Linked DNA regions of Homo sapiens: region 1 is linked to region 2. A link is an interaction called in ENCODE POLR2A ChIA-PET data of the cell type or tissue named here. Cell type or tissue: HepG2. All regions are shown on one strand. Each heading gives the region's core, and the rest is flanking DNA. Links, peaks and the distances in the headings are about the cores only. Region 1 overlaps SH3YL1 (SH3 and SYLF domain containing 1). Region 2 overlaps LOC105373324 (a long non-coding RNA gene).

Evidence for each region. Peaks named below come from ENCODE experiments on the same cell type or tissue, not always from the same donor. Only the 100,000 strongest peaks of a DNase experiment are listed, where the experiment ranks them.
Region 1: POLR2A ChIA-PET joins it to region 2 with 14 read pairs; 6 of 35 experiments call an interaction of 5 or more read pairs at or near these places.

The regions. Positions count from the first base shown.
Region 1 is chr2:244,560-257,137 of GRCh38, reverse strand. SH3YL1 (SH3 and SYLF domain containing 1) reads left to right here. Exons shown (of 10, transcript NM_015677.4): 2 at 4,023-4,133; 3 at 7,294-7,407; 4 at 9,536-9,600. Among named protein-coding and RNA genes, the nearest start is that of SH3YL1, 13 kb to the left of the region's middle. RefSeq lists a silencer at 3,763-3,963. In HepG2, for the core only: a CTCF peak has its summit at 10,460 (motif pointing left); DNase peaks (open chromatin) are centred at 7,267 and 10,467; H3K4me3 peaks cover 1,782 bases.
Region 2 is chr2:169,957-182,534 of GRCh38, reverse strand. LOC105373324 (a long non-coding RNA gene) reads left to right here. Exons shown (of 4, transcript XR_922689.3): 2 at 6,767-6,977. Among named protein-coding and RNA genes, the nearest start is that of SH3YL1, 88 kb to the left of the region's middle. In HepG2, for the core only: no CTCF peak of the experiment used is centred there; DNase peaks (open chromatin) are centred at 5,454, 5,974, 6,464 and 6,914; H3K4me3 peaks cover 1,588 bases.

The DNA.
Region 1 (12,578 bases), core at 2,844-10,843, 74 kb before region 2:
GCCTAATATTCAGAATCTATAAGAAATTTAAACAAATTAACAAGCAAAAAAACAACTCCGTTAAAGTATAATAATAATAATAAGTGGTTAAAGGACGTGGACAAAAGATTTAAGCAGACACTTTACAAGATATAGAAATAGGAAAAAGTGTTCAACATCATTAGTCATCTGAGAAACGAAAATTAAATCCACAGTGAAAGGCCACTGTGTACCACTAAAATAACTAAAATTTTAAAAACTGGACATTGCAAGTGTTGGTGAGGATATGGAATAACCAGAACTCTTATAAAAGTTTCTGGTGGAAGCCTGAAATGTGTAATCACTTTAGAGAACTCTTAGGTGGCTCCTTACATTGTTAAATACACATTTACCACATGAACTGGCAATTCCTATCCTAGGTAATTACCCAAGAGAAATAAAACATTTTTTCTTTTTCTTTTTTTTGAGATGGAGTTTCGTTCTTGCTGCCCAAGCTGGAGTGCAATGGCGCCATCTCGGCTCACTGCAACCTCCACCTTCCAGGTTCAAGTGATTCTCCTGCCTCAGGCTCCTGAGTAGCTGGGATTACAGGCGCACGTCACCACATCTGGCTAATTTTTTGTATTTTTAGTAGAAATGGGGTTTCACCATGTTAGCCAGGCTGGTCTTGAACTCCTGACCTCAGGTGATCCCCCCACCTCGGCCTCCCAAATTGCTGGGATTACAGGTGTGAGCCACCGTGTCCGGCCATAAAACATTTTTTTACAAAAGGCTTACAAAGGAATATTTATAGCAGTTTTATTTGTAATAGCCAAAAGCTGGAAACAACCCAATTGTCTATCAACAGTGACTGGAAGGACAAATTGTGCTATGTCCACACATTAGAATACCAGTTGGCAGTCAAAAAGGAAGAGCTGATCTGTGCAGCAATTTGAGTCTCAGTAATTTCATGGTGAGTAAAATAAGCTAGACAGAAAAGAACACACACTGATGACTATATGAAGTTCTGGCACAGACAAAATTCATACTTAATGACAGAAATCAGATTGGCACTAACCTGAGGCAGGGGCTGGGTATAGGAGTGACCACTACAGAGGGCACGGATGCTGTGATCAGGAGTGGTCTCTACCTCTGTCCATGCACACTGAGCTATACCTGTAACAGGTAGATTTCATTTTGTAAATTGTATCTCATGAAGTTGATTTGAAAAGCCTACACTGAGAGGCAGTATTTTAACTATTCTGAGATAACATTGATTAAAAAATGCAACATGCCAAAATACACTAATGCTGTGATGCCACTTGTTTTTAAAAGGAGTAAAGAGCTACACACATGCATCATGCACACTTAATTTTGCATAAAGTATCTGTGGAAATACCTTCCTCTATCTGACTTAATACCATTGATGAATCTTGGGATGGATTTTTTTCCTGGTCTGGATCTTGTTAATACTCCTGTGTTGAGCCACAAAGAACTGATACTGACATCTTTTAAAGAAATTTAAATAGAACTCCAAAATGACCCTAAGTCAGTTTTCACTTTTTAAAATTTTATTTTATTTTGAGGCAGGGCTTTGCCCTGTTGCCCAGGCTGGAGTGCAGTAGCCCAGTCATAGCTCACTGCAGCCTTGATCTCCTGAGTTCAAGTGATCTTCCTGCCTCCGCCTCCTGGGTAGCAAGGACTTCAGCAAGGACCATGACTGGCTAATTTTTTAAATCATTTTATTGGTAGAGATGGGGGTCTCACTATGTTGCCCAGGCTGGTCTCGAACTCCTGGCCTCAAGTGATCCTCCTCCCTTGGCCTCCCAAAGTGCTGGGAGTACCCAGCCAGTTTTCACTTTTAAGATAAATTACATGTTTCAAACATTCCAGGCACCAAAATATATCACATTTTATTGGAGATATTTATATTTTGCTGAATAAAAGAAAGGGATTTTTTTCTCTGCTGTTTCAGCATTTGATCTGTCGAAAGAATAAACCATGAGTTTATACATGAGCTCTGACACAGGTTTTAATCAATTTTAAAAGTTTATTTTGTCAAGGTTAAGGACAGCCCATGACACAGCCTCAGGAGGTCCTGATGACGTGCTCAAGGCGATTTGAGTATAGTTTGGTTTTATAAATTTTAGGGAGACATGAGACATCAATCAATATATGTAAGATTGATTAGATCCAGAAAGGCGGGACAACTTGAAGTGGGTAGGGGGCTTCCTGATCATAAATAGATAGAAGACAAACAGTTGCATTCTTTTGAGTGTCTGATTAGCCTTTGTGATTTACAGGAATAGTCACTTAGGCTGTAGTCTGGCTTAGTGAAACAACAGGGCAAAGGAAACAATCAGATATGCATTTGTCTCACGTGAGCAGAGGGATGAGTCTGAGTTCCATCTGTTGTCCACAGGGAATTTCCTTGTGATCAAATTGTGAGGGAGGTGTGTAGCTTCTTACCTTTGTAGCTATCTTTTTAGGAATAAAATGGGAGGCAGGTTTGCCTCACAGAGTTCCCAGCTTGACTTTTCCCTTGGCTCAGTGATTCTGGGGTCCTGAGATTTATTTTCCTTTTACAAAAGCAAGCTTCCATTAGCGTACTTCATCTCTGTTCTGTAAATTACTGAGGCGAAACAGTGGAAATGAATGCCTTCAACCTTCCAGATCCTGGCATCCTGCAGTCAGTCACGCATGTGCCTCCTAATTGTAGACAGTGAGACAAGAACTTCTCAGCCTCAGGGCACTTGTGGTCCTACACTGAAGCTATTCAGCTTCTTCGCTCTGCTGATCCCTCGTCCAGTAACAAGAGAATAGTCTATCTTCTCGATATACTTCAGAGCTGGAAGAATTATGTGAGCTTTGTTATGACAAGCCCTCTGATGAGTGTATGAATGTCCAGGCAACACTGTAAACGTAAAGTGCCATAGAAATGCAGGCCGGCGTTACTTGTAGGCTCAATTCCCAAGTCTTCCTAGAGTTTTACTCATCAGAAAGTCTACAGGCAGCCAGTTCCAACATTTTTGGCAAGAACAACAAAATATATTAAATTTATACTATATATTATAGATAGTTACAAAATATATTTTTAAATTTTAAATTCTTATTTTAAATTAGTATTGAAGTCTGTTAATTGCAGGAAGAAGATACATAACAGGGAGGTTTGGCCAGGTTTTGTTTAACATCCTTTGGGGCCCAAGGATTTTATAATTTCTGAGATGAGAGTTTAGAGTTTCTGACTCTCAGCATAGATTTGATTTATTAGGAGAAATAGAGATGATACTGTCAATGAGGATTTCCAGTCATTTCCTTTGATAGGCTATGCTGTGGTAATGCTTCATTGTGTTACCAAAAAGGGGTCCCGATCCAGACCCCAAGAAAGGGTTCTTGGACCTGGTGCTAGAAAGAACTCAGGGCAAGTCCATAAAGTAAAAGCAAGTTTATTAAGAAAGTAAAGGAATAAAGAAGGGCTACTCAATAGGTGGAGTAGTGGCATGGGCTGCTCAACTAAGGATACTTACAATTGTTTTTCAATTATATGCTAAACACGGAGTGGATTATTCGTGAGTTTTCTGGAAAAGGGGTGGGCAATTCCCGGAACTGAGAGGTCCTCTCCTTTTTAGACCATATAGGGTAACTTCCTGATGTTGCCATGGCATTTGTAAACTGTCATGGCGCTGGTGGGAGTGTCTTTTGGCAGCTAACGCATTAGAATTAGTGTATAATGAGCAGTGAAGATGACCAGAGGTCACGTTCATTGCCTTCTTGGTTTTGGTGGATTTGGCCAGCTCCTTTACTGCATGCTGTTTTATCAGCAAGGTCTTCGTTACCTGTATCTTGTGCGGACCTCCTGTCTCATCCTGTGACTTGGAATGCCTAACCTTCTGGGAATGCAGCCCAGTAGGTCTCAGCCTTATTTCACCCAGCTCCTATTCAAAATGGAGTCCCTCTGGTTTGAACACCTCTGACAATTGTATATGAGAAGAATGAAATAATAATAAATTTCTCACTTCTATTTAGCAGAATTTTTCATTAAAATATCTTTTGTTATGTTTCAGTGAATAACCCTATACCTTCCAATTTGAAATCAGAAGCAAAAAAGGCTGCCAAAATATTAAGAGAATTCACAGAAATAACTTCCAGAAATGGACCTGATAAGATCATTCCTGGTAGGTAAATAGGATGAGTGCTGTTTGTCTCTAAATGTCTTTTTCCTAAGTTGTTTTTTGCATTGTTCGACACTCCATTTCAGGCAGAAGCCTCCATCAATGCCAACAAGTAGTTCAGCCACCTTTTGTTCCACCACCTTTTTTCTCATGACTGATCCAGGGATGCTTTGGAAACTACTACCTGTTCATTACAACTTCTGGTTATTTCCAAAGGGTGTTCACAGCATAACTTGTTTCATGCAAAGGAGATCCAAATGCCAATTAACTTTGGCAATGTTACAGACCAACCTCCCTCTTAATTAATCACAGCACGTGACTCTGAGCTCTGTTTTAAAAATTTGTTATTGATAGAATAATCTTAATAATGATAAAATAATGATATTAATTATTGTTGCATTCCTGCCACTTCTCCCATCATGAGAAAACAGTCATCATAAGGCCTTGCTACTCCAGGTGGAAGGGGTCTGGACAGGGCCAGCTGCAGACCAGGCAAACCAGCAGGGCCTCTTCCCTCCCTGTCTCTCCCTTTTGCATAGGCTTTTTCTCCTGCCTCCCATCCCAGGGTGCCAGCGCCCTAAACACCACATGTTCCTGCTCCACTTGAGCTCTCTGCAGCCTCGCCTGTCCTTTGCATCGCGTGCTAAGAACTCTGCAAGCTAACCTCGCAAACTCACCAGCTAATCTCATACATAAATTTTAATTTTGTGTTTCCTCCTTCCACATAAGACATTTACATTCTCTAGCGGTTTAAGACATTAATCAGTAATTCCTAACACAGATGTGCATCAGTATCCCCTAGACCATAAAGGCACAGTTCTTAAACCTCACTCCAAACCTGCTGAATCAGACTTTTAGTGCAGTGTGTCCAGGAATGCATGTTTTAAACATGTTTCTCATGTAATTCTTAAGTAGTCAGTGACACATAAGATCAGTCCAGAGGGGAGCCTTTGAAAACCACTATCTGTTCATCACCACTTCTAGTTATTTCCAAAGGGTGTTCATAGCATACTTGTCTCATGCCAGTTAGCCTGGACAGTGTTACAGACCAGCCTCCCTCTTAGTTAATCAGAGTGCATGACTCTGGGTCCTGCATTAAAGAGATAAAGTTAATTTTTCTAAGCCAGATATCTAAAGTTATTTAATAGAACTTTAATGCTTTAAAAATTTGTTGTTGTTTTAATAATCTTAATCATGATATTAATTGTTGTTGCATTGGCCCGGTGACTTCTCCTGTCTTGAGGAAACGGTGCTTGTTAGAGCCTTACTGCTCCAGGTATAGTCTGAATCTGCAGCTTGGCATCCCCTGGGAGCTTGTGAGAAATCTGCTCAGACGTCACAAATCAGTCTGCATTCCTCCCAAGGTCCCAGTGAGGTGCACACACACACTAGTTTCAGAAGCGCTGCTTTAGAGCTTAAAGAAAACTCAACAAGAAAAACTAGATTTTCAGTATCAGTATTCTGAAGGAGCCCGTCTCAGTGGGTGAAGCTCAGAAAAAGAAATTCTGTTTGCATGTTAGTCTAAGTAAGAGATTGCCCCAAAGCATGGGTGTGGCAACGATGGAAGTTCCACAGCCAACAGAGATCCAGGCCCACTTCTCCTGGGAGTCTGGTGGGGGGCATTATGTTTACATTAAAACAAAGATGCTATTTCATAGGATAAACAGTTGCATCTACAAAATATTTAAACAAGACATCTAGATCTTAAAACCTTCCCAGTGGTGTGTTTGGCCTCCTCTAATGTTAGGATTCTAAGAAGTAGGTGAAACTTAATTTAGCAATTAAATCTATAATTGGTACATTCTATGTTATAAATCAAAAGCTAATTGGCAGATTATTCAGGGATTATTAATATGTTAGTGTCCCTGAATTTGAGTGGAAATCTGTAAAAATATAATTGACATGTGGAATATGTCCATTTTAAAATGTGCTTTTGTTAATATCTAATATTCCCAATAGGGGCAATAGCAACTCTAGAAGCATCGAGAACAGAATGTGAGGAAGACATTCTGCCAACAGGTGGCTGTAAAAATAAATCTGCACAACATATAATACAGCTTTCAATCTTGTTACAATATAATTATAACCTTTTAAAATACAAAAATAAAGTACACTTAGTAGACAGCCATCCAGGATGCAACCTTATTTTCTGTAGCTTTCTTATTAAGAACAGCTCCACAAATGTTCTGCATGCAAACTTCATGGTGTTGGATGAATTATTTCCAAGAGTCGGTTCTTAATTTAAACTTTGAAATGGTGGCATAATTACATGAGAATTTTAGTGTTCTCTTGGGTCATCTGCAAAGCTTTTGCTCTGTGTACTAGAGCCCCATGTCTGACTTCACTTCCTTGGCAGAATATTTGATAAAAATAATAATAAGTTAAACTACCTTAAAGTTATATGTTAGGCTTCCCTCGTTAGTTTGAATGAGGTGTTATTGTGTCGTAAATTCACAGAATCGTGTGGCACTATATTCAGTGGATACATATACCAATAACCCTCATTTTATGTAATGAACATCTCTGACATGTGAATAAACCAATATTTTTAAATGGAATTATATTATCAGTGTACTAATAGTTAAGTGGTACTCAAATGCTATAGCAGATCATTTTATAAAGTTGAAAATGTTTTAACATTGGAAAATTACTTAATTTTTCTGTTTTTGAATCCAAATTTTTATATTAATACAAGGTTAATTTAGCTACGTGGCTTTAAGATCAAAGTTCTAATTCATGCTGCCTTTTTGTAATTTTTAAAGTTTCTCCTTAATACTATATGGATCTTAATTTCTTTGAAAATGTAGCTTTTATCTTTTATGTACTATATCCTAAATTAATTGAAATTGCCAAAATATTTGCCCTGCTAATAGATAGCAATAAAATCTCTTTCAAATATCTAATTTATTTTGTCAGTTACAGGATGTGAGGATATTTATGATGTTGTGTTTAGCACTGCAAAAATAGCAAACACAAAAAACATTCATGGGAATAGAGAGGCCTCGTGCCCATCTGTTGAGTGACTGACTTTTGTTCATTGCTCCTGTGTGCCCCGAATTCCTAGAGATAACCTCTGTGTACACTGACTCTGTTTAACACTTGCTCGTCTATCCAGGCACATAGATCAAAATGCTTACCTTCCCATTGTTTTCCACGTTAACAGCTCACGTAATTGCGAAGGCTAAAGGCCTTGCAATTCTGTCTGTGATCAAAGCCGGGTTCCTGGTGACTGCCAGAGGAGGCAGCGGGATTGTAGTGGCGCGCCTTCCAGATGGAAGTAAGTTGGCGTCTGTTCACTGGAGTAGAGAGTCTTCATTCTTTGTTCTGTCTGTTTTCATGTGAACACATTGCATAGCGAGTAGGACAGGTTTCCTGCATATCAACTAAAACTTATGTAATAAGGGCTACTCGACTGAACGTGCAGTTTGGTGTCAGTGAACAAGCCACAGGAACCAGCCTTTCCGTCTCTCTCTGTCCTCAAAATATTAGAGAAGACAAGACAGGTAGATATAACTTTGTTTTGCATGCATTTTGTAATTCTTCCGTGGAGCAAATATTGAAACATGGCAGTATGTGCATTTCTTTTGTTTAATATGAATTCTTATTCCTCAACTTCATGGTGTAGCTGCTTTCTTTTGTTTTATGGAAATTGATATGAAAATAAGGGGCCATATGTGAATTTCTTTGTTTCTGTGGTAGATCATAAAAACTGTGACATTTGAAGAGTTTTCCCCAAGGCAGAATCATATCAAGAGCAGTATCATCGAGTTTTACTTTCTGGGATGAAATCTACTACTTGATTCTTTAGAGATGAAATCAAAATATTTGCCATGAATCCCAAGTACTAACATTTATAGTAGTATTTAAAATGGACACAGGTGTGTCAAAACTAACTAAAATGTTTTTTATACCAATTTAACATTTGCTGTTCAGTGAACACGTTTTTCTATTAGTAGCAGTTTTTTAGCATAATTTTATTTTATTTTGAGAGAGCATGGGACACTTACAGACAATAAATATACAATATATACATTTGTGAAATATATGGCCTTGAAATAGCAGTCAGCAGATTCACCATTTCTTACCAAGGTATCCCCGCAGTCAACAAAAACCTCTTCCTTATTATGTGGATCAGTTTTCATAGCTCAATGTGTGGCTTTGAAAATGAGAAGAAAATAATTCTCTTTTTCTCAAGCATTATCCAAATTTCCATGAGCAGACTTCTCAGCAGTAAAACCAAACAAAGTAGAGGCACATTCCAAGGGAGCCCATTGTCAGATGGGACTCAGAGTCTGTGAGAAAGTCCCTGCATGTCTCAGGTCCCCAACTGCTCCATTGATGGGGTGACTTGCTGACCAAGGGTAGGGACAGTCAATACCAAGCCCTGGGCTCCTCTCAGAGCCCCAGCAAACCTTTCTACTGGTTTTAAAACCTACATTTCTCTCCCTTCTTCCTGAGCTGCAGCTGCTGACTCTGCTGAGAGTAATTTAAAAACTGTCCAAATAAGACACAACATGTTCCCCAGGATCCTGGCCAAGACCAGCCATCTTAACACAGGGACAGTTCCTAACATAGGGAACGAAAAATTATCAGACACTAATTTCTGTAAGCCAAACTTCTCTAAGCCTGGGTAGGATAGTTCTGGATATATTTCAGCAATATTCTAGTATCTAGCATGCATGGTAGCAACCATTTTCAAAAAGTGCTTTGGCCAGACCATCCCCCCACCAAATTGAAAATACATTTTTCTAGACTTGTTTAACATGAGTTTCTATATCAAGAAAAATAAGCATATAGTAATCCTAAAATGTGCCGTATCATGGCAAATGGAATTACTGTACTTAGTTTCTAAATGTGATTTATCTTGTTAGAATTTTAATAACCTTGAATTTATAGCCTATTTATTCTGCTTAAGCACGAGAGGTGTTAAAACAGTTTTTGCCCTCAGAAATTTACAATGGAAACAATTATTATGTTACCGTTAGATAATCAACTCTCTCGAATCCTTCTGATCTCTTAAATCTGTGACAAAATTCTAGCTGAAGACTAGACCTACAGCTAAGTTGTTCTATAAAAATATTGACAGTTGAAGTTACCAAGTGCTCTGTATGGCTAATGGTTAGGGAACCAGTAGTTGGTGGTCTTATGCATGTTGGTAGAGAAAGATTAGAGGACATGGGCTTGTGAGGCTATGAGACTCATAATGAATATCTAATACTTTAAAAATATTTTTAACTTTTTAAAAATTACATATTCTTTTTGAAGATCACTTTAAAATCAGGGGAAATACCAAGTCTCATTATTTTCAATAGAAGCACTCTTTAGATTTTAGCATTTTTCCTTCCTATATTTACATGTCGAGGGTGTTTTAATGTTAGGATAACGTTCGTTTGTTTTTTTATTAGAATGGTCTGCACCCTCAGCCATTGGGATAGCTGGCCTTGGTGGAGGATTTGAAATAGGAATTGAGGTAAGTAGCTTGTGCACGTCCATACAACTGCCATATCCTCTGAAGACACCTAAGATGCAACCTGTGAAAACTGAGAGGTTTCCTAGCGTTCTTATTGTTACCATTGGCACTTAGGAAAAATTGTTTCCTTTATTTTCTCGATGAATGTCTAACTAAAGCTATCTGATGGTTCCCATTTACTTTCCTTTTCTTTCCTTAGTAGTAGGATTTCTTTCATTCGCCATTTTATCTGCTTCTGTCTCATGCACATTTGTATAACAGGCACATCCCAACACCTGGCCAGCTGTCATTGGCAGTTTATGGACTGCTCATGGCAAAGCCACTGTTCTCCTTCAGTGGGCATTGAAATTACGTGGGCAGTGCATCATCATTTGTGGCAAAATCCAGTTTTGTAACATATGATATTCAAATCCCTCCACATTCTTTAAGTAAAGAAGAACTTCACGTTATTTCAGTTTATAATGTTGCTCCTGGGATTGTGGCGTCTGTCGGGCAGACATGCACACTCACAGAGGCCTCCTACACGGGGATCCTCTTAGGGCTGATGCTCATCTTCAGTCTGTCGTTTTGCAAGGGCCTGGAAATTGAATCTCCTGGTATGCTCAACTCATTTTCTTCTCAAATTTCAGTCCATTTCTTCCTAAGCTATCCTTTGTAGATTTGCCCTGTTGACATAGTTGTAAATTCCCTCAGCCTTATTAGGAGGAAGTATTTCTAACTCTTTTTTCATCTTTATTCAATCTTTCTTACTCACTGCTGTATAAATTTGTAGTATAAAAGGAACATATTTTAGTTTTGCTTATCATGACTGCATTTTTGTACCATGTGCAACCAAATCAAAGCTTTCAAAAATATCGCCCTCTGGTGGAAAGTGCATTTTCATCAGTGATTGTGGCTTCCCTCCCCTTCCTCCTCCCTTCCCTCCCTCCCCTCTCTTCCCCTTTCCCCACCTCCACCCAGTCCCCTGGCCCTCCTTGTAGAAGGGCCTTTTTCTCTCAATAGATCATGCTGCTAAACTGTGCTAAGTCACAACCTGTTCTTCCCACAACCCTCTGGCTCCTTGTGAGGCTGGGGGCATGCTTTGAGCATTTATTTCAAAAATGATGAGAGACTCAGAAATGATGTCTGTATTAAATTTCAATATATTAGAGACCAAAAATTGAGAGTTTCCATGGTAATTCTTTGAAAATTTTGGACTTTTAGCCATAGGGCACATTAGAAGCCCTGAAAAACAAGAGCAAGTAAAATGTAGTCCCTTCATCCAGTAAATGAAATAGAAAGACTTTAAGCATTTTATAGACTGATACATAGTATTTTTTTTCTTTTTTCTCTTTTTTTTTTTGAGATGGAGTTTCACTCTTGTTACCCAGGCTGGAGTGCAATGGCATGGACTCAGCTCACTGCAACCTCCACCTCCCAGTTTCAAGCGATTCTCCTGCCTCAGCCTCCCGAGTAGCTGGGACTACAGGCGTGCACCACCACACCCAGCTAATTTTGTATTTTTAGTAGAGATGGGGTTTCACCATGTTGGTCAGGCTGGTCTGAAACTCCTGACCTCAGGTGATCCGCCCACCTCGGCCTCCTAAAGTGCTGGGATTACAGGCATGAGCCACCGTGCTGGGCCTTAGACTGATACACAGTATTATTTTATTTTTATTTTTATTTTTTTTTAGTTGTGATGATTCAATAGTTTATTGTTTTGTTAACAATTCTCAAGACTGGTGCGCTGCACAGTGGAATTGCTGTTCATATTTTTGACAAAATAAGACCATCCTGGGCCATGGGGTGACTACTTTACACATAAATAATCAATCTTCTCCTCTCAAACCAGTATTATTTTTAAAAGACAATACGAGACAGTGGTGAGCTGTAAGAGAGAAGACTGGGTCAGACCATTCTGGCTCCAATTCTGACCTGGGTGCTTCCAGTCTGTGATGTTAGGAAGTAGCTTTTCTTCTCCACACCTCAGCTTCTACATCTGCAAAACACAGTTAAAGATAGCCTTATATGAGTCTCTGGGCTTATATTGATGATTAAATATGGATTTATACAGTAAAAGCCCTTGAAATGACACAAAATATAATTTTATTTTTAATATCTTCTTCATCTTTGCAGCTTATTTAGGCTTGCCATTTACAGAAACTTTTTATTGCAAAGCCTGTCTTCATGACAGTATGGAAATTAACTATGGAATTTCATTTAAATAACATAACTATTAACTTTTAAATGTCAATTTCAAACAGAGATAAGAAGCATCTCCTAGGGATTGGAGACATGAGTTTTAAACTTCTTAACCATGATCTGACTTTGCTTCTCAGAGCCCCACAGATAAGTCTCTGCGTGTAATTGTGAGTGTGCAGTGATGTCACAGCAGTCGGCTATTTTTCAATGTTAACAGAAAGCACTGTTTGCTCTCCATGAAGCACTCTCTGATTCTGTCTGAGCCTCCATCCTAACAGAGCACTCCCGCCTGCTGTCTTAATGAGGGAGGGAGTCAGAACGGGAGCATGGGGTATCCAGAGTGGTTCCCTCAGGCTGTTCTCATCACAGCAGATCTGGTGCCCACTGAGACCACGGAGGGGCTGGAGGGTAGACACGTCCTTCCTGAAGGGACCAACCTCTGAGGGCACTTCTGACTCAGGTCACTGGCTGAGCTGAGCATCCCCTTTGGACCTGGCTTCTCTGGGAACTTGCCCCTACCATGTCCTAGCAGCCACAAATAGTAAGGACCAGCCCTCAAGTGCACTGTGAGTACCGGGAAGGCCGAGACTTTCTCAAACTTCACACCTACGTCCACAGAGACTGACGAGACACCCATGAATGCTTCCTTTTCTGTAAAATGGGACAATGACAGGACCTGTAACCACACAGGGTTTTCCTTTCAAGCACATAGATGGCACACACGTAATCGGTTAGTACTATCCAATATTTGTTGAATAATTTAACTATCTGCCTTTCTTTCTTTCTTTTTCTTTTCT
Region 2 (12,578 bases), core at 1,789-9,788:
TCACAACTGTCTCTTCTACCTACTGATTTCTTTTTATCTTTTTTATAAATAATTCTTAACCTCCAAATTGCATAAAATTATTATTTGTAATAAGAACACAACTTGCATAATTATATATTAACTATACTTCTTATTTTAGTAACTTTAAATTTTAGTTCAAACCAGGAAGCAAGAAATCCTGAACTGTCTATAAGATGTTAGGATTTTATAGATGAAACCACTCTACAATTTTTAGAAATTATGTCTCTATATTGTAACCCTTTCTTAACTGAACATGATCCAGACATCCAATGAGCATCCATTATTTAATTGAAAATAATTTTAAGATTTTAAGTTATGCAAAAAGTTTACCTACAAGCATTTATCTCATTTATGTGTACTCAATTCTTTCATTTTTAACAGCCTATCTAGATTACTTCTGAAAATTAAGATATCAGAAAAAAATCTAGTCATTATTTAAAGTTATTTCTGTTAGCCATTTTTAAAACCTGTGAACATCAAGTTTTTACCAAAGTAAGAATTCTAAAGTTAAAGGAGATAGGTATTTTGCTGATAACTCAGAAGATTCAGCTGTTTTTATTGAGCCAACAATTTTAAATCAATCTCATTTGTCAAAAAACAATCACAGAAACAAAGATTATTCTGTTTTTGGCTGGGTTTCCAGTCCTATAACTCACATGCCAAACATTGACACCCTAAAATGTCCAGCAGAGGCAAATACAAAATAACCATTAAACCCAGGCAAAAACATATGCTGACAATTCTAAATACAGTTCTATTTTTACTGTACCAATAATTTAAAAAGCATTTTATTTATTAAAGATTTTCTTAAGTCTTATGAACTTGAAAAGCATTTGAACTTATTCATTTGATTTATGAGCATTTATTTATAATCTAATTTGGTAGCATGCTAGACACAACACACAACATAATACACATACATATACATCAACACATTAAACATGTATACACACACTAGCAAAGATCCAATAGCTTTTACCTTGAAACTCTAGCCATTAGATAGCATCACAAACTCATGAACATATAAAAGATATATGAACCCAAATTATTTTTGACAAAATTGGGACCTGTCCAAATGGCTACATTTTGTTTGCCCCAGTGGGTAAATCCAATAAAAGCTATGGACCACAATTTTGGGTAAAGCAGTTTTCATGGCAGTTCAATTTTTTAAAATCTTTTTAACTCTTCTTTCTGTTTTAAATGAGCTTTTAATGTTTACATTTTAGCTTGAACTGGATAAATGTATTTAAAAAATCCAAATAACCTTGAATTAGTAGTACTGTAGTGAGCTTTATCTCAACACCAGTAGCTTAATAACTATATAGCATATTCAAAGCAGGCAGAAAAGAAAATGAAGAAATAGACATAGAGAGCTTCAGAGGACTCTATTTAACTCTAAAGTTGCAGGTTAATCATTTCAGTTCTAAATTTTTCTTACTGTAATTTGTCCTTTCGTTTTAAAACATGTGCAAAAAGAAAAAACCTGGCATGCCTTTGAATTTGCCCGTGTTTTTAAACCATTAAATAACAAACAAATGGAAACTGACACAAATGGAGGACTCCCAAACTAATACTCAAAAAGGGAGACAGGAGAGATTTTTTTTTATTATTATACTTTAAGTTTTAGGGTACATGTGCACAATGTGCCAGTTAGTTACCTATGTATACATGTGCCATATTGGTGTGCTGCACCCAGTAACTCGTCATTTAACATTAGGTATTTGTTTTTAGAATATTATCTCACACAATCTGGTACCACAAACGACCTGTGCTAGGTCCAAATGGCACTAAAGCCCAAATGTCAGAGAGAGAGAATCCCACTGTGCACATTTGCTTGACTTACCCAGTCTTGAAGCCATCAACTCCTCAGATACCACTTTTTCTTGCACCAGCTGAGAGTTGCAGGCAGCTGATGCCTCGTAGGGGTGAAAAGGGAAAATCTCCAAGAAAAAGAGTTGTTGGTAGCTGCTGGGACGTTCCTGGAATCCTGGCCCCAGCCACAGGGTCAGATAGCCATGATCAGCTGGCACTCTTGAGCAAGTTGTTGCTCTGCCCAGTAGCGTGAATGGGTAAGTTCTGACATGCTGCTTAGGACAACTTCTCCACCCACTGAAAACTAGGCAGGCTAGATCACCTGAGGTGCACAGCACCATGCTGGGTGCCACAAATTGTAATTGAACCCAGGTTTGGCTGCTTGCTGCTTGAAAACCAAACTCAAGAGACAAGAGTTGGTGGGAACAAAAGTGGGTTTACCCAAAATCTGACAATCTGAGAAGATGGCAGACCAGTGTTGCAAAGAACATCTCAAGTTTCTCAGGCTGGCTGGAAGGTTTTTGTGGGGGGAGGATGTAGAGAAATTATGTGCAGGGCTTGACCATGTGTGGGTCAGTGTGTGTGGTCTCAATGACTGTCTTGAGCAATGGTCACCTGATGGTCTCCCTGGCATCAGCTTGACTGCAACAGGAATGCAGACTCACTGCTCAGAATTCTTCCCAGGGTGGGGTAATCTGCAACCTTGATTCTATGCTTAGTTTTTTAAGGCTGGTTCCTGAAGTTATCTAAGTAAATCATATGACTAAGCATTATTAAAAGCCCAGAATAGAAAAAAGGGAAAATAAAAAGGAAATAAAAGGAGAACAATTGTTTCTCAAGATGGGGTGGTAATTTAGGTTACATCTTCTCCAATGGGAAGCAGTGAGTATTCAGAAATAGTGGAATAATTTGCACTTTTTTTAAAAAAAGTATATTATCTATTTTCCTTTAAATATGCAGCAGAAGTTTACTATTATACAACTAAATTGTGTGGGTTCTCTAATTGCCCACCTAGATTAATATGTGGTTTATTTCACCTTGATGTTTTTAAAGAAAAGCCTGTGCTGTGTGAGGTTTAGAGCACGCACCATAAATAAGGAGGCTTGAGATGGCTGTGCCTTCCGGAAATGCCATGACCCAGGACCTACGCAGGGCCCACTGCTCTGAATCTTAACGCTTCTGAAATGGCTGTGCCTCCTGGAAATGCCATGACCCAGGACCTACGCAGGGCCCACTGCTCTGAACCTTAACGCTTCTGAAATGGCTGTGCCTCCTGGAAATGCCATGACCCAGGACCTACGCAGGGCCCACTGCTCTGAACCTTAATGCTTCTGAAATGGCTGTGCCTCCCCGGAAATGCCATGACCCAGGACCTACGCAGGGCCCACTGCTCTGAATCTTAACACTTCTTAAATGGCTGTACCTCCTGGAAATGCCATGACCCAGGACCTACCCAAGGCCCACTGCTCTGAACCTTAACACTTCTGAAATGGCTGTGCCTCCCCGGAAATGCCATACCCCAGGACCTACGCAGGGCCCACTGCTCTGAACCTTAACACTTCTGAAACGGCTGTGCCTCCTGGAAATGCCATGACCCAGGACCTACGCAGGGCCCACTGCTCTGAACCTTAACACTTCTGAAACGGCTGGATGTCTCTGCATGAGCTGTGCTTACCCAGTTGTTCCATTTATTCTTATATTTTACAAGCATTTAGTAAATTCTTGAGCTAGGCCCTGGGGACTACCAAAGGAATAAGATATCTGTTATTTTTATTTTATTTTATTTCAATAGTTCTGGGGAACAGGTGGTTTTGGTTACTTGCGTAGGTTCTTTAGTGATGGTTTCTGAGATTTTGGTGCACCCATCACCCAAACAGTGTACACTGTACCCAATGTGTAGTCTCTTATCCCTCACCCCCTCTCACCTTTCCCCCTAAGTCTCCAAAGTCCATTTTATCATTCTTATGCCTTCGAATCCTCATAGCTTAGGTCCCACCTATAAGTGAGAACATATAGTATTTGCTTTTCCATTTCTGAGTTACTTCACTAGAATAATGGTCTGCAACTCCATCCAGGTTGCTGCAAATGCCATTATTTTTTTACTTTTTATGGCTGAGTAGTATTCCATGGTGTGTGTGTGTGTGTGTGTGTGTGTGTGTGTGTGTATACATATATATATATAATATATATAATATTTTATTTATTCACTCGTTGGTTGATGGGCATTTAGTCTGGTTCCATATTTTTGTAATTGTGAATTTTGCTGCTATAAACATGTGTGTGCAAGAAGACATCTGTTCTTAAATTGCTCTCAATTTAGTTAGGAATACTTAAAATGGCTACACTGCAGGATAGAAAGTGTGCACAAATGATCACCTTTTAAATAGATGCATGAGAAGAAAGAACTCTGAAACGCAGTGATAAGTATGGTTCAGTGGAGCCCTCAGGACCTATCTCAGTGTGTTCCTCTAGCATCTCTTCTAGTTTCCTCATGCACTCTACTTTCTAGCTGCACCTGCATTATGCTTAGCACCTGTCCTATTCCCTCCTTTACTCTGAACCCCAGGTTCCCCTGTGTTTTCATGAGCACCTGTCCTATTCCCTCCTGCACTCTGCTCTCTAGCTGCCCCTGTGTTCTCCTTAGCCCCTGACCTACTCCCTTCTGCACTCTGCTCTCCAGCTCCACCTGCATGTTCCTTAGCACCTGGCCTATTCCCTCTTGCACTCTGTGTTCCAGCTCCACCTGCATGTTCCTTAGCACCTGTCCTATTTCCTCCTTCACTCTGCTCTCCAGCAGCACCTGTGCACCCACAGGTGGCTTTCCAGCTGTGCCTCCTGCCTATGCCCTGAGGAGCTCAGCACCCAAGAGTGAATGGATCAAATTACTGACTCCTTTTTGGTGTCGATCATCATTCTAGGCTCTTCATACACAACGTAAAAGGCAACACATTGCTACCTTTATTCAACTAGAAGGAAATTAAACTTCATAAAAGTTATACCCAGAGACCTAGTGCATGGAAAAGGGGTTTGTGCAATTCTTTCCACTGCTGCTTTTTATACTCAGTGCCCTATTCCTCCCTGAAAGAAATTCTGTTCCAAAATGCTGCAGTCACTGAGATTCTTCACTTTCTTTTCTCTCTCTCTTATTTATTTGGCCTATTTTTTATTTTTTTATTTTTTTGAGACAGAGTCTCATTCTGTCACCCAGGCTGGAATGTGGTGGCTCAATCTTGGCTCACTGCAACCTCCACCTTCCAGGTTCAAGCAATTCTGCCTGAGCCTCCCAAGCAGCTGGTACTGCAGGCAAGCACCACTACGCCAAGCTAATTTTTGTATTTTTAGCAGAGATGGTTTCACTGTGTTTCCCAAGCTGCTCTCAAACTCCTGACATCAAGTGATCCACCTGCCTCAACCTCCCAAAGTGCTGGGATTACAGACATGAGCTACCATGCCCAACCTTCACTTTCTTCTCTGAGTCAGAGATCTCTAGCAAGATAGCCTTTTCACAATTTTTATTGCAATAGAAGTATTTGAGACCTTTGTCAGGTTAAACTGTTGTGAGTTAAAGGTATGTCTGTTTTTCTGAGATACACTGAATTTAGGAATGTATGACTCAGTAATGAAAACTTGATCTGGCATCACCCTAGGCATTTGAGCTCCCAGACAGAGAAGGATCTGTTTTTCCAATCACTGACAAAGCCTGGCATGATCATGGTTCGCAGGAATGCAGCACCCCAAGAGGACCCTAGCAATTGGGAGAATTTTGTTTATATGACACTAAGCCCCAAATGACCTTAAATTCTAAATAAAAGTTCCATGGGCAATTTGTATAAGGGCCTTGTTTTTAAAGAAAATAAATTATATGACAGGTTTGTTATATATATATTACAAACTATACTGGTGAACATTTTACTCAACATTTAAAAATCTTTAATTAAGACCTTTCAGTACATAAAGCTTACATAACAAAGTCTAGCAAAAGTCTATAAAATCTAAACACATTTCTAAAAGAAAGGGTGGTGCCACGAAAGTTTACATGCTGAGGCTTTCAGGGTGGCTATGCTGTGTTGGATGTGGGTGGTGTTCTCTCTCTCGTGGTTTTGCTTCTTATGTGACAGTTCCGGCTCACGAGAGCTCTCTGGGCCCGTCTGTTGGCTTGCATCCTGTGGCGTTTGGCAAGTGAGATCTGTTTAATACAAAGTGTCAATAAAGCCAAGGTTATGATAGTTAAAAATAATCGATACTAATTCCCTAGAAATTTTGTCTTTTTTACCAAGCCACTGGTGCAATGTGGAGTCACTACATTTTATGCAAGAAGAATAACACCCTCACTCCACAGTCTGAACCAGAACTGACACTCGGTGGTGATTCCCCCTTTATTCTAGGAGGTGTTAACATTAGCTATGGCAATGTAAAACCGATGTTTTTGGAAGCAGTAGGGGCAGGGAATGGAAAATCCTCTGCAGCTGTCAACATGGGGAGTGAGACAATGCTCGTGTTGACTTGTGGAACTGGATGAGAATCTACTGCTCCTTCTCTAGTGACAGTCTCTGTCATTTGCATAGAAGGTTAAACGCAGGGAGGGCACGGGGGTTCCATGTAAACTTCAGTAAGTTGCATAAACAGAGGCGGCGATGTTTTATGTCTCTGATCTTTTCCAAGGACATCTGGCCTCTGGGTTGCAGCGCAATGCTCACTAACAGAAGCTGACTCATTTGTGTTATGTCTCTGATCTTTTCCAAGGACATCTGGCCCCTGGGTTGCAGCGTGATGCTCACTAACAGAAGCTGACTCAGTTGTGTTTTCTGGTTTTGGGGAATATCTTTAATCACCACATGAATGTTTATAAACTGTTGGGGCTAAACATGAAACTCACTCTTCAGGTGCCGTCTCCACCTAGCCACCGTGTACATTTTCTTTCTCTCTCTTGCAGCTGTTCTCTTCCTACGGACTGAATGAAAAATAAAAGGAAGTCATTTCTGCATGTGTCACAGAGGCATCCTTTGGTTCTAAAGGAAGCTAAGTTGGATTCCACAAGCCCATGGTCCTTATAGCATGTGAATAGGATTCAGTCACGGACGAGAAGGAAGAGGTTCAGGAGAGACTGTAATCGCCCTGTCCAGGCTAACCCTCCAGCTGTGCAGGTGACAAGCTTGCCTGTGTTTGTGTTGTGTAAGTGTGTGCGGTACAGCTGCTAATGTAGTGTCCGGAAACATCTTACAAAGTAAGCCTTCCCCTACATGTAGTTTTATGTGGGTATAAATTCATTTCAGTTCTTGACATGAACATTTGTACAGTGCTTCCAAGTGAGGCTTTGACTGCCTCACATCTGGAATCCTTCAAGTTTATCCTTCTTGGAGTCAGTGTCGTGAACGTTTTTCCCCCAGGTCAAGAGTCTGCTGTCAACATGATGTTCTCTAATTACATGGCTTTGTACAACTCCCAGCTCTGTGGACATATGTTTTTGTATTTAAGGCATTCCTTCTTTTACCTCTGTTTATAGATCATCCTTGACTCTGCTCTTTTCCCACTGCCTTTATCTCAGGTCCTTCCCAAGGTTTTGTGCTGGCTGACTTCTTTTAAGTAATGGAAGAAGAGGACGTGGGGTCAGTCAGCCCAGCTTCTGATCCCTTCTCCACCCATTACTTGGCAAATTAAAGCTGTGTTTAGGCTTCATTTGTTTCGTCCTGGATTTCTCAAGAGTTACAATTTTTAGATATATTAATTACAATTATAGAGTTGTTTAAAGATCAAACAAGGCAATGTATATTGATGTGTTTTGTAATCTTTAAAACTCAATAGAAATGTAAGATCTTGCTATTACTATATAATTGTAAAATCTTCCATTTCTTGCTTTTTCTTTGGTTGCTGGCCTAGAAATTGAATCAATTCTCTTCTCTTTTTATTTTTTAAAAAATAATCTTGAGCATATGAAATTGCTGATATTTTAATATATTGCTAATGTTTGATCTATTCAAATGGTAGCTTCCTGTGGTTTCTTCTAATAGTTAAAACTATGTCAGGTCAGGCATGGTGGCTCATGCCTACAATCCCAGCACTTTGGGAGATCAAGGCAGGCAGATCACCTGAGGTCAGGATTTCAAGACACGCCTGGCCAACATGGTGAAACCCCGTCTTTACTTAAAATACAAAAGTTGGCAGGAGAATCACTTGAACCCAAGAGACAGAGGTTGCAGTGAGCCAAGATCACACCACTGTACTCCAGCCTGGGTAACAGATTGAGACTCCGCCAAAAAAAAAAAAAATATATATATATATATGTGTGTGTGTGTGTGTGTGTGTGTGTCTGTGTGTGTGTGTGTGTGTGTGTATATGTATATATATATATATATATATATATATATATATATCAAAGTGATATATTTGTATAGTGAAACCCCAGACACTACCACTAAGTGAATGATGATATAAAACTCTTATTTCTTATTTTGCTACAATGTTAGGTTCTCAACAATCATTCTGCCTCCCAGTTTACCTTGGTCTTTTTTCCCATTGGGATTGGTTTCCCTGAAATGTCTGGTGATTCTTCATTGTTCACATTTAATAGTGACACATGAAGAAGGAGAATGAGTCTGTGTTATCATTAGTGAAAGGCTCATCTAGAGGTGATTCTTCACTGTTCACATTTAATAGTGACACATGAAGAAGGAGAATGAGTCTGTGTTATCATTAGTGAAAGGCTCATCTAGAGGTGATTCTTCACTGTTCACATTTAATAGTGACACATGAAGAAGGAGAATGAGTCTGTGTTATCATTAGTGAAAGGCTCGTCTAGAGGTGATTCTTCACTGTTCACATTTAATAGTGACACATGAAGAAGGAGAATGAGTCTGTGTTATCATTAGTGAAAGGCTCATCTAGAGGTGATTCTTCACTGTTCACCTTTAATAGTGACACATGAAGAAGGAGAATGAGTCTGTGTTATCATTACTGAAAGGCTCATCTAGAGGTGATTCTTCATTGTTCACCTTTAATAGTGACACATGAAGAAGGAGAATGAGTCTGTGTTATCATTAGTGAAAGGCTCATCTCGAGGTGATTCTTCACTGTTCACATTTAATAGTGACATGTGAAGAAGGAGAATGAGTCTGTGTTATCATTAGTGAAAGGCTCATCTAGAGGTTTTGCTTCAGGGAGTCGATGGGGTTTCCACATGTTAGTAAGTGATGCGTTTGGTCTCAATGGTTTCCTTTCTCTGGAGAAAACCTTCTCCTCTCCTCTCTGGAAGGCAGCTGCTTGCTTGTTGGTTGTTGGTGTTCTACTCACTGGTTACCCGAGGGGTGGGGTGCAGGCATCGGTGAGGGAGGATAATGAGGGTTGACTGTCAATGTACAGATTTTAATCGACCCTCCTGTTTTCTGACGCCTGCCTCACTTCTCCGCCCCTCACCCCCAGGAAGGTGCACAGATGATGCTCCTTCTCGCGGATGCGAGGCCACCAAATCAATTTTTGTCTTTGCTGTTCTCTCTCCATGATGGATAACCATCATGGTTTCTTGGGAGGGAAAGGAAACAACTGGGTCAGTATTTCATCTACCATCTTTAACTTGGAAGCTTCTTCTTCCAGCTAAAGCTAGAATAGCAAAGCTTGAGAAAGGGTTTTGAAAATATTTCATAACTCAACTTTTTGGGATGATTTGAACATCTTAAGGCACTAAGTTACTGGGTTTTCTGAAAATGGTGATGGGGAATCATTAATTATTAATTAATCTCTGCTTTGTTTTAAATATATTGCACCAGGTTTGTGTGTTATAATCCCCACTCAAAAAGTACAGATTTTTTGATATAATTTTTTTTTGAAGAAATATCTTAACTACTCTACAATGCCACACTTAGGATGTGGGCAAATCTTTATTTAAGACAAAATGTATTATTTCTCTTTATGTAAATTAAGATATTGTGCCTTGAAAAATCATTCATTTGGGAATTTTTAAATCTTTCTCAGTTTTCTTGAACCTTTTGTGTAAGAGAAATGACCTTATATTTGTCAATTATTTCTACTAAACACTTAGCTGTGAGCATGAAAGAAACGGGCAGTTCTGTTACAAGAAAAAGTGGAGAAGGTGGTATCACTATTACTCTTTCATGGACGGGCAAACAGTTCAGGAATTTCCCAGAACCGAGGTTTTCTGTCTTATAATTGGGTGTTCTTTGTCTCATAACGTGCGCTTCATCCTTCTGTATGAATTTCTTTGCTCAGCCTGACTATGAATGTCGGCTCTCACATGCTAAGCACACATTAATTTCTCTTATCCTTTATTCCCACCTAGTGTGCGGGTGGTTTTGAGAGGATTCTGTATGGCCTGGTCCTCAGGTGCTTGGCAAAATGGGTCCACCCCCTCCCGGGTAACCCTGGCTCTAGGCCCTCTTCCATGTCCTGGCCTTCCCCAGTAGTCCCCTGGAGCCCTCTGGTGACCAAAACTCCACAGTGAAGCGCCTCCAGGAATGGTGGCCGGTGAAGGGTTCCCAGTTCAGGACACGTTATTCCTTTTCTGTAAAAACGGCACCACTTTCAGCTAGACTCTCAGGCAAAGGCACAGAAAATTATCTGATTAGACTCATGATCTTTTAGAGGTTTCCTATCGCTGAGGTCATCTGAGCCAGTAGTTTTCGAAATGAGTTGAGGGCTTCATATCCTAAAATGTTGCATTTAAATTCTAGTTAAAAATAGTTTAACTACTGCATTTTTCCATTCTAAGACACATTTTTTTCATGTTTTGCTTTTTCTGGAGTTAGCATGCGTCTTATAATTGATATACTTCATTTAATATGATGAGATCTCTTCTATTCTTCTAAAAAATTATCAATACATTCATGATTAATATTGATTTAATAGCATCTCAGAATGTAAAACATCCAGGTTGCGATCATTAATTCTTCTACAATATTTAGATGCAAGAAGGTCATATTTCTTTCTTTCTTTCTTTTTTTTTTTTTTGAGATGGCGTCTCGCTCTGTCGCCCAGGCTGGAGTGCAGTGGCGCGATCTCGGCTCACTGCAAGCTCCGCTTCCCGGGTTCACACCATTCTCCTGCCTCAGCCTCCCGAGTAGCTGGGACTACAGGCGCCCGCCACCACACCCGGCTAATTTTTTGTATTTTTAGTAGAGATGGGGTTTCACCGTGTTAGCCAGGATGGTCTCGATCTCCTGACCTCGTGATCCGTCCCCCTCGGCCTCCCAAATTGCTGGGATTACAGGTGTGAGCCACCGCACCTGGCCATATTTCTTTCTTTTTATAAGTCAAATTATATCTAACAGAAACTCCCATGTATCAAGATGTGGAAGATTCCAATTCACGGAGGTTCCTCGTCAGATTCTGTGCCAGACACTGGAGGCTGGTATGGTGGGACTTCATGCTCCTCACCTTCCTGTCTCACTACTTTTCTTGTGACTGCCAATTGCTGGCCCTTTACTCTGAAGTGGGTGAGAGGACCACTGCCCCTGCTACTGGGGAGGGGATGCTCCTCACAGCACGAGAAGTGCCAAGAAGGCAGCAGTCAAACACTGGAACCTTGGCCACACCAACCACATCTGGGGAATTGCATGTGACTAGGGCCTAGCCCAATAGGAATGCTCCTCTTCTGGGAACATCTCCCCAGTATCTTCATTTTGTTTTCCCATTGGCTAGTCCAGCTTAACCCCTTAGACGATTCTAGATCTCCCCAGAAAATACCTAGGTGAGAGTTATCCAGGCAAATTCTCTCCCTCCTTTAAACCCCTAAAGGCTATAATGTGTGTGTGTGTGTGTGTGTGTGTGCGCGTGTGCGTGTGTGTGTGTGTTACAGAGGTCTAATCTGCAGAAGCACAGCTTGGCCTTCAGGAAATAGATGGGAAAAGGGAAAAGGGCCGCTTTATTATTTCCTCGTGCCTTCAAAGCACACACAAAGAAGGTATCAGTACTTTGTCTAATAATTCCTCTGTAACATTGAGCATTTAAAAGTTATTATAATACATTTAAATACCTTGCCCATACAAGTGCATTATAAAATGTAGCAGTAATGAAACAATTAAATGTCCCAACTTAACCTGTCTTCTGGTAAGCCATGAAATAAATTTCTCCCACGACCTCTATGTATATGTTTACCATTTGTGCAAATATACCACCAAATAGTGATTGCAGACAATTTTTATTTTGTCAACAGTCCACTCGTGTAAAATTACACACAAAAATACTACTATAACCCATGTTCATTGCCAGATCCAATTCAATGTAAACCAAGGCCCATTTGTTCACGCATGTGTTTTTATTCTTTTGTCTGTTCCTTTTCTGACTTACATATTTATAATACAGAATGTGAGAACAGTTAGTTCTTTGTGATTATTTAGCTTTAAGACATAGAAAACTGTTCTAGAACCTTTAAAGAGAAATTGCAGGAATTTTTTTAAAGTCCCTTGAAATTACAAGTCAAGATTTTTAAAATTATTATTCTTTGAAACTAATTTTCTGTGTACATCAAGATTTATCAATAGCATGTGAACAAAATAGGAAAGTATGGCCACCTCATGTTGCTTATTTCTTTTATAATAACTAAGTCCTATAAATTGAGCTCACAAAATATTTATATTAATAAAATTATAATTTATCATTTGTAATGTTTGGGTTTTTCTTGTACATTTTTATGTAACAAGAAACAAGTTTTTACTGTTAAAAATGGTTTTAAAAAAATCGGAGCAAGCCTAAGCCCCTTCATTTTATGAATACAATAACCTGAGGCTCATCAGGGC